Linked DNA regions of Homo sapiens: region 1 is linked to region 2. A link is a contact called in ENCODE Hi-C or POLR2A ChIA-PET data. All regions are on one chromosome and are shown on one strand. The core of a region is the stretch at or near the end of the contact, and the rest is flanking DNA. Distances in the headings are between cores, read along the strand shown. Region 1 overlaps NFAM1 (NFAT activating protein with ITAM motif 1). Region 2 holds the start of CCDC134 (coiled-coil domain containing 134).

Region 1 (3,846 bases), core at 653-3,152, 600 kb before region 2:
TATTGCTGAAGAAACCAAGACCCATGGCCGGGTGCAGTGGCTCACACCTGTAATCCCAGCATTTTGGGACGCCAAGGCGGTGGATCACCTGAGGTCAGGAGTTCGAGACCAGCCTGTCCAACATGGTGACACCTCATCTCTACTAAAAATACAAAATTAGCCGGGCGTGGTGGCACACATGCCCGTAGTCCCAGCTGCTCAGGAGGCTGAGGCGGGAGAATCGCTTGAACCCGGGAGGCAGAGGTTGCAGTAAGCTGAGATTGCACCATTGCACCCCAGCCTGGGCAACAGAGTGAGACTCCATCTCAAATAATAATAATAATAATAATAATAATAATAATAATAATAATAATAAATAAAACCAAGGCCCAGAGGGGAACTGGCTCGCTCGAGGCCAGAGCCAGTGACAGCAGAGGAAGACTGGACACTGGACCTGGCTGGCACCACTAGGGGCCCACCCATGGCTGCTGGCTCGGTCCCTGGGGCCCTGCCCCACTGGCACTGGTCCCAGTAGCTTGGGTCCCTACCAGCCAGGTGCTCTGTCCAGGGACATCACCTCGTGTGGGCCTTTTCCATTTCCTGTGTCTCCAGGTGCAGGAATGGCTTGATGCAGGTCTTGTAGGCATTTGCCATGTTTCCCTGGAGAGGGTGAGTGGGAGGGACTGAGTGATGAATCTCTGTGTGACCTCATGACAATCTGCCATCCTTTCCCCTGGGGGGTCTGTGCGGGGAGGAAGACGAGAGCCACTCATCCCTGGCCCTGACTCCTTTCTCCCTACAGAAGCGGATGCGGGGTCCAGGGAAGGACCCCACCAGGAAGTGCCCAGATCCAAGATCTGCCAGCAGCCCCAAGCAGCATCCTTCAGAATCTGTCTACACAGTGAGTCCCGGGGCCCCCGGCTCCCTCCACCTCTTTCAGGCCTTAGGCAGAGTCTGTCTTGTACCAGGGTCTGTCTGGCTCAGTCTTGTACCAGCTGTGTGGACTCTCCTAGCCTCAAGTTCCTCATCTATAAAATGGGGATAACAATTCTTACCTCATGGAATTTCTCTGAAGCTGAAAAGAGATGACACGTGCAGGGCTCCTGGAAGGCATACGAATGTCAGGTGCCCCCCATGCCCTGTTCCCCTCCTTGGCATGGATCCTCATTCTGGGACAAGGGGTAGTGACGGCACAAGTTGGCGAAGAATGAAGAAAGCTCCTTCATCTGACCAAACAGCTCTTACCACTTCCTCCTGTTTTTATTGTATAAACAACAAAAATCACAAAAAGAGGAAGAGGTCAGGCGCCATCCCACGCCCTTAACACATCAGTGATTTGTAATGATTTGCTCTCTCCCCTCCTGGCACATGCAGATATTATCTTACATGGTCACAATCACAGCGCAGACATGCGTTGGGACCCTGTTTGTTCCACTCTCTGCTGTGTTGTAGGCATTTTCTGAAACAATTTTCCTGGAGATGTGGGTGCATCTCCAGGAAGTGGAAGGTGGGTGCAGCGTAGGGGCCGAGGAGGCCAGGCTGCCCCAGCCTGGCCAGCCAGCCAGCATGCAGCCCTCTGCCCAGCGGCTGGGGCCGGGGAGGGCTGGGAACACTCTTTTTGCTACGTTCCTTTCGGCTCCACGAACAACATATGCTCCAAGTAGAGCAAGGGAAGAAGAAATGCCACCCAGTGCCAGCTGGGGTCCCCATCTCGTGAGATCTGGCACCGCCAGGTGGGCTCCCCACTCCACGCCTGGAAGGCACACAGCCCTTCTGGGGCCCTGCAGGTTCCCAGGTGCACGCTCCCCAGGTGCACGCCCCCCAGGTGCACGCCCCCTGGCTGCGATGGTGCTTGGGTTCTGCTCGTACGTGCTGTCGTTTCTGTTCCCACAACATTGACTCACCCTAATAACGCCACAGAACACCACACAGAGGACGCCCAGGATACAGCCTTGTCTGCTGAGGATGGGGCGGGTGGCAGCGAGGCCAAGGAAATGTCCCTGTGGGGCAGTGCCAACAGTTCCAAGTGGAATGTGATGGTTCTCAAAGGGCTTTCAGCTTCCCCATCCTGGGGAGTTTCTGTCAGCCACGGTTTTGCACGTGGCCGGAGACTTCCTCATACTCTCTCCTGTCTCCCAGCATCTCATAGTGGTATTTTCCCTACCAGGGATTCTGGTGTCAACTGTTAGATGAAAATATTTCTCTCTCTCCCTCTCACTCTCACTTTCCCTCTCCCCCAGCATACACATATGTGAGATATATATATATATATATAAAAGAAGAAAATAACCAGCATCCTAATCCCATCTTCTTCCAGGATAAATACTAAGAACATTGACTAATATATTTTCCAGTATTTTTTCTATAAATATATACAAAGAAACCCATACGCACTCACACATACTTCTTTTTTAATTGGAGCAATACAGCTATTTTTTTCATGAACATCTTTCCACGTGAATAAATATCTTTCTATGAGATTATGTTTAACGGAAGAGCTCTTTTGAGCAGAGCTTCTTTTTGCCTGGGTTTCACAGCCTCTAGGATGCAGGCCGACTTCTCTGGAGTGAGGTGAACAGACCTAACTGCCTGCAGAGTTGCAGGCCAGCTTGGAGAGTAGAGGTCATAGAACTTTGCCAAGCCCTTGACATAAGGGTCTACCAACTGGGATTGGGCCTGGGCGGAGAAGAGTGACAGTCACAACGATGATGGTATCAAGAGCCATTTGTTGTGTACCTACTATGTGCCAGGGATCATGGCAGGACTTTACACCTGTTATATTTTATCAATCCTCTTGATAAGGTTTTAGGGTAAAGGTTTTGTCCCCATTTTCACTTTCTTTACTTTTCTTCTTTTCTTTCTTTTTTTTTTTTTTTTGAGCAGAGTCTCGCTCTGTCGCCCAGGCTGGAGTGCAGTGGCACGATCTTGGCTCACTGCAAGCTCTGCCTCCCAGGTTCATGCCATTCTCTTGCCTCAGCCTCCCAAGTAGCTGGGACTACAGGTGCCCGCCACTGCGCCCGGCTAATTTTTTTGTATTTTTAGTAGAGACGGGGTTTCACCATGTTAGCCAGGATGGTCTCGATCTCCTGACCTCGTGGTCCGCCCACCTCAGCCTCCCAAAGTGCTGGGATTACAGGTGTGAGCCACCGCGCCTGGCCTTCCTTTGGATTTTCTACGAACCCAGTCATGTCATCTATGAATAATGCAAGTTTTACTTTTTCCTTTCCAATCCTCATTATTTTATTTTATTTTTATTATTTATATTTATTATTATTTTTTTTTGAGACAGAGTCTTGCTTTTGTCGCCCAGGCTGGAGTGCAACGGTGCAATCTCAGCTCACTTCAACCTCTGTCTCCCCTGTTCAAGCGATTCTCCTGTCTCAGCCTCCTGAGTAGCTGGGATTACAGGAGACCACCACCATACCTGGCTAATTTTTTTGTATTTTTAGTAGAAATGGGGTTTTGCCATGTTGGCCAGGCTGGTCTCGAACTCCTGACTTCAGGTGATCCACCCGCCTCGGCCTCCTAAAGTGCTGGGATTACAGGCGTGAGCCACCACGCTTGGCCTGTTTTATTTTTTTTTTTGAGACAGGGTCTTTCTCTGTCACTCAGGCTGGAGTGCAGTGGTGTGATCTTGGCTTACTTCAACCTCCACCTCCCGGTCTCCAGCTATCTTCCCACCTCAGCCTCCCGGGTGGCTGGGACTATGAGTGTGAGACACTGCACTTGGCTAATTTTTTAATTTTTTGTAGAGACAAGGTCTCACTATATTGCCCAGGCTGGTTTTGAGTTTTTTAATTTTTTGTAGAGACAAGGTCTCACTATATTGCCCAGGCTGGTTTTGAGTTCCTGGGCTCAAGTGATCCT
Region 2 (3,695 bases), core at 477-2,976:
TCACCAGTCTCCAACTGGAGACTCCTAGTCTCCAACATGGCAAGAGACCAACAACCCAAGATAGGTCCGTCCCAGCACTGAGGGACCTAACTACAGGATGACTGATCAGTAAAGTTTTTGGAGAAAGATCTTGACCAAAAGGGGGAAATATGAAAGTTGTTAGAATCAAAACAGAGTCGTTTGTGTTAAAAACTCTGACAAATTTAAAGCATGATTCTCCAATGGGAAAAAACAAGAACAACAACTCTGACAAATAAAACCGAGGAAGGTTGTGAAAAGAGGGTTCTTATGCACAAATGACTGATAACAAGATCACAAAAAATGCAAAAACCACAACCCTGCACAAAGGCCACTGCAAACTTACACAGAAAAATCTTTCTGTGAGGACATCTGCCCTGCAACTGCCTGTCCAACCTCAGACTAGCACCACTCTTGCTATTCATCCTTGTAGCCAAGGATAACTATCTCAAAATAATCATGTAATCCTCATTTTTCCTTTTCAAAACCTTTGTCTTCCTTTACCTCCCCAAATACGTACACAGGTTACTATGGCACACATATTGTCACTACAATGTCTATTCCCAAGTAAACATCATTTTTTTAGAGTCTCTCACTCTGCTATTTAGGTTGACAGTACCTACCACACTCTAGGCACTGTTCTAGAGGCGGGAATACAGCAATAAATAAGCAAAAATCTCTGCACTCATGGTACTTGTCTCTAGTAGGGATAAGAGTTGATCAATAAACTTGTAAAATAAGCACAGAGGGATGAGAGGGTGTCGGTCAGGTACAAGATTACATAAAGTGGTCAGGAGAGGTCTCACACTCAGATTACAACTCCCCAATGTTACCAATGTGAAATCAAGGCACAGAAAAATGAGGTGACTGCCCAAAGTCACACAGCTATTCCCAGGCTGAACCAAGTGTCTGTTTGGCTCTAAGTCCAGTGCTCTGTCTTCTGACTCTTTGTAAATGAGCACAGGCTACCTGAGATCAGAGCTGGCTACTGAACTACCAGGACACCTGCCCCAGGGGAGAGATGCTCAGTTACAGACAGTGAGGGGCTGCAGAGATCATCCGGAGAACCCCCTACCCCCAAGCAGACGAGATAAGTGAAACCTAGAGAAGGAATAGTCCAAGTTCACCCAGGACCCTCCACATTCCACCTCCTGCTCCAAACTCAAGGGAACCAGAACCAGGCTAGGGCAAAACTTTAGGGGCCAAGGAGAATACCAGACAGCTGGCAATGACTGAAGCAGGTAGTGGGAAAGAAAAGCCAGAACAGCAGCCTGCGGGACAGGTCCTGCTTTCTCTACTGTTAAACTCACTTTTTCAGCCTCTCAATCCCGATCCTGCCGTATGCGTCACCCGGAGCTCCTCCTGGCTCAGCATGAGGCTCTGAACTCCTGCAGAGGTACCAGGTAGTGGCGGGCCTTGAGCCAGCTACCGGGGTCGGGGGCCCAGGTGGTTGACCCCGAGCCTTCGGAGCTCCCGGAGGAGGGAGCGAGCCTTCTCAAGGAACAGAGGCGTCCAGGTCCACGAAACTCCCTCCCCACCACCTGCAGCCGGTTCGAGGCCCTCGGTTCTCTCATTATCCTTCCCGGGAACCTGCAGCCCGCGGCCCCTACAGCCACCTACCTGGCCAGTCGGTGCAGGAAGGGCAGGTGGCCGAGTCCTGTGCGAGCAGCTAGGCTCGAAGGTCCAACAGGCTAACAGCAAAGCAACTGAAAGCGGGAGCAAACGGCTAGCAACCGAGCGCAGACCGCCGAGCTCCGTCCCGCCCACCGCGCTGCTCCCGGCCAATGAGCGCGAGCCGCCACTGCGGGGCTCCGCTAGCCTCACTTCCGGCCCCGCTCCACCGCCCCTGCCTGCCCCTCCAGGCTCTGGCGTGCCTCCAGCGCGCTGTGGGCACCATCCTCGTCCTGTCCCTCCTGCGGGCCCTGGGTACGTGGCCCTGGATTTAGCTTGTGTTGGAGGAAGTTAAATCTGTGGGTGGGGTCTGTGCCCAATTTAAGGCGTGAATCAGCAAACTGGGGTCCCAGCTCCTGTCGGCCGGGCGACCTTCTGCGCGCCCTCCCTGAAACTGTGTCGTCGTCTGTGGCCGAGTTTTTAAACTTTAGATCGCAACGTGAGTTTAGTGGGCGGTGACTAGCACTTTTGTTCTTCTTTAAGGACCTCAGAGACTCAGTGCAGGATTCGGGCATCCCCTCCTTGCCCCTCCGGTCCACCAACTAATAAGCCAAGTGCGGCGGGGGCTTCCTCGTCCGTTCGTTAGGCCGAGTGCAGCCCCACTTTTGCGCAGGATCAGGACAGTCAGACCCGAGAAGGCAGCGTGGCGTGGCCATCTCCGGGCCCGGGGCCCCTGCCGGGCGGGAAGGGAGCTGGAGGCCCGGTCTGGGCTGAGCTCCCCAGAACAGGCGCAGGGCAGGCACTGTCGAGCGCAGACCTCATGCCGGGGACCAAGCTGGACATGCATTCCCAGGATCTACCCACGAGGGTGCATAAACACCAGTTCTGATGACGGCTGTACGGGAAGGGACAGAGGTGACCTACTTTAGCCAGACAAGGGCTGAGGCTGGGACAGTTTCGTTCTGATAGGAAAGCTGAGAATTTGACCCTCCTTGCCTGGAAAGTTTACCTCTATCCACCTCCACGTGAGGCGAGGGAGCAGGTCAAGTGCCTCTGGGAGCTGTTGAATCGCAGCAGCCCCAACCCCTAGGCCTTTCTCTGCCCTGCCAGCCCCAGGATGGCCTGACTGGTGTTCTCTGAGTACAGCTGAGGCACCCAGCTGACTCCTTGAATGCTGTTACAAGAACAAATCCTGTCCCGTCCCTCCTTCCCTGAGGAGGCCATCAGTCTCCTTGCTGAAACAATCCCTTATCCAACTGGCTGAGAAACCAGCTCCTGGTAGACAAGGTAGTACAGTGTTTTTGGAGAGCTCGCGCAGGTATGTGAGTGTATCATTTTATTTCCTTATTCTATTTCAACAATAGAGTATATGGCTCCATATGAATAGCTTCAGCTGTCATCCATTTCCCCAACAATTATGCCCTTTGTCTCCAGGTCTCATTCTCTCTCCACTTCTGGGCCTTCAAGTCCTGAGGATCAGTTTCTGATGTGGGACAGGGATACAGCCACCCCTCCCAGGCAGCTGGCAGCAAAACATGAGAGGAAAACAGCAGAGAAGTGGGGCCAACCATGGGGGCATCACACTTCCAGAGCCCAAAACAGTCAAGAATGGTCAGGCAAGAACAGAAGTGCTCCTGAGAATAGTGGGATGGATTCTGAAATTGGGTCCTGAACACCTGGGCTAGGTAGTTGCTATTCAACAGGGAACTATTGCACGGAAGGGGCAAGGAAGAGAGCCAGGGAGGCAGCCAGAGGGGTGCAGAGGAAGCAAACTACCCTCACACACACCTCTGGACTGCAGTATCTCTGGACTGCAGTGTCTCTGGGTGCAACCAGCCACCTACCAGAGGGTCTCTGACCACTGCCACAGCCCCAAGCTTGCTTTTTTTTTTTTTTTTTGAGACATAGTCTCACTCTGCCACCCAGGCTGGAGTGTGCAGTGGCACAATCTCGGCTCTCTGGTCACTGCAATCTCCACCTCCCAGGTTCAAGTGATTGTCCTGCCTCATCCTCCCAAGTAGCTTGGATTACAGGCATGCACCACCATGCCCGGCTAATTTTTGTAT

Evidence for each region. A loop is a pair of places that touch in the nucleus more often than their neighbours do. ChIA-PET counts read pairs that join two places held with the same protein, here RNA polymerase II (POLR2A). Pooled maps may share reads with other maps.
Region 1: a pooled map shows a loop between it and region 2 (2.3-fold over the local background). The contact joins the enhancer-like site here to the promoter of CCDC134 in region 2. A Hi-C loop is called at or near these places in 1 of 50 pooled maps. POLR2A ChIA-PET finds 5 or more read pairs at or near these places in 3 of 52 experiments (B cell, activated CD4-positive, alpha-beta T cell and naive thymus-derived CD8-positive, alpha-beta T cell).

What each region holds. Positions count from the first base shown.
Region 1 is chr22:42,394,892-42,398,737 of GRCh38, reverse strand. NFAM1 (NFAT activating protein with ITAM motif 1) reads left to right here. Exons shown (of 6, transcript NM_145912.8): 4 at 782-880. Among named protein-coding and RNA genes, the nearest start is that of LINC01315, 28 kb to the right of the region's middle. RefSeq lists a silencer at 1,621-1,915. Within about 2 kb of position 1,902, at least 9 of the 41 ENCODE cell types and tissues checked have a DNase peak (open chromatin) inside an H3K27ac peak, as active enhancers do; they include B cell, where a contact is called at or near this core.
Region 2 is chr22:41,798,710-41,802,404 of GRCh38, reverse strand. It overlaps CCDC134 (coiled-coil domain containing 134), which reads right to left and starts at 1,726. Exons shown (of 7, transcript NM_024821.5): 1 at 1,639-1,726. MEI1 (meiotic double-stranded break formation protein 1) reads right to left here. Exons shown (of 31, transcript NM_152513.4): 31 at 2,951-3,151. The coding sequence ends at 3,106. RefSeq lists silencers at 1,704-1,763, 2,354-2,443 and enhancers at 1,914-1,993, 2,064-2,143, 1,919-2,905.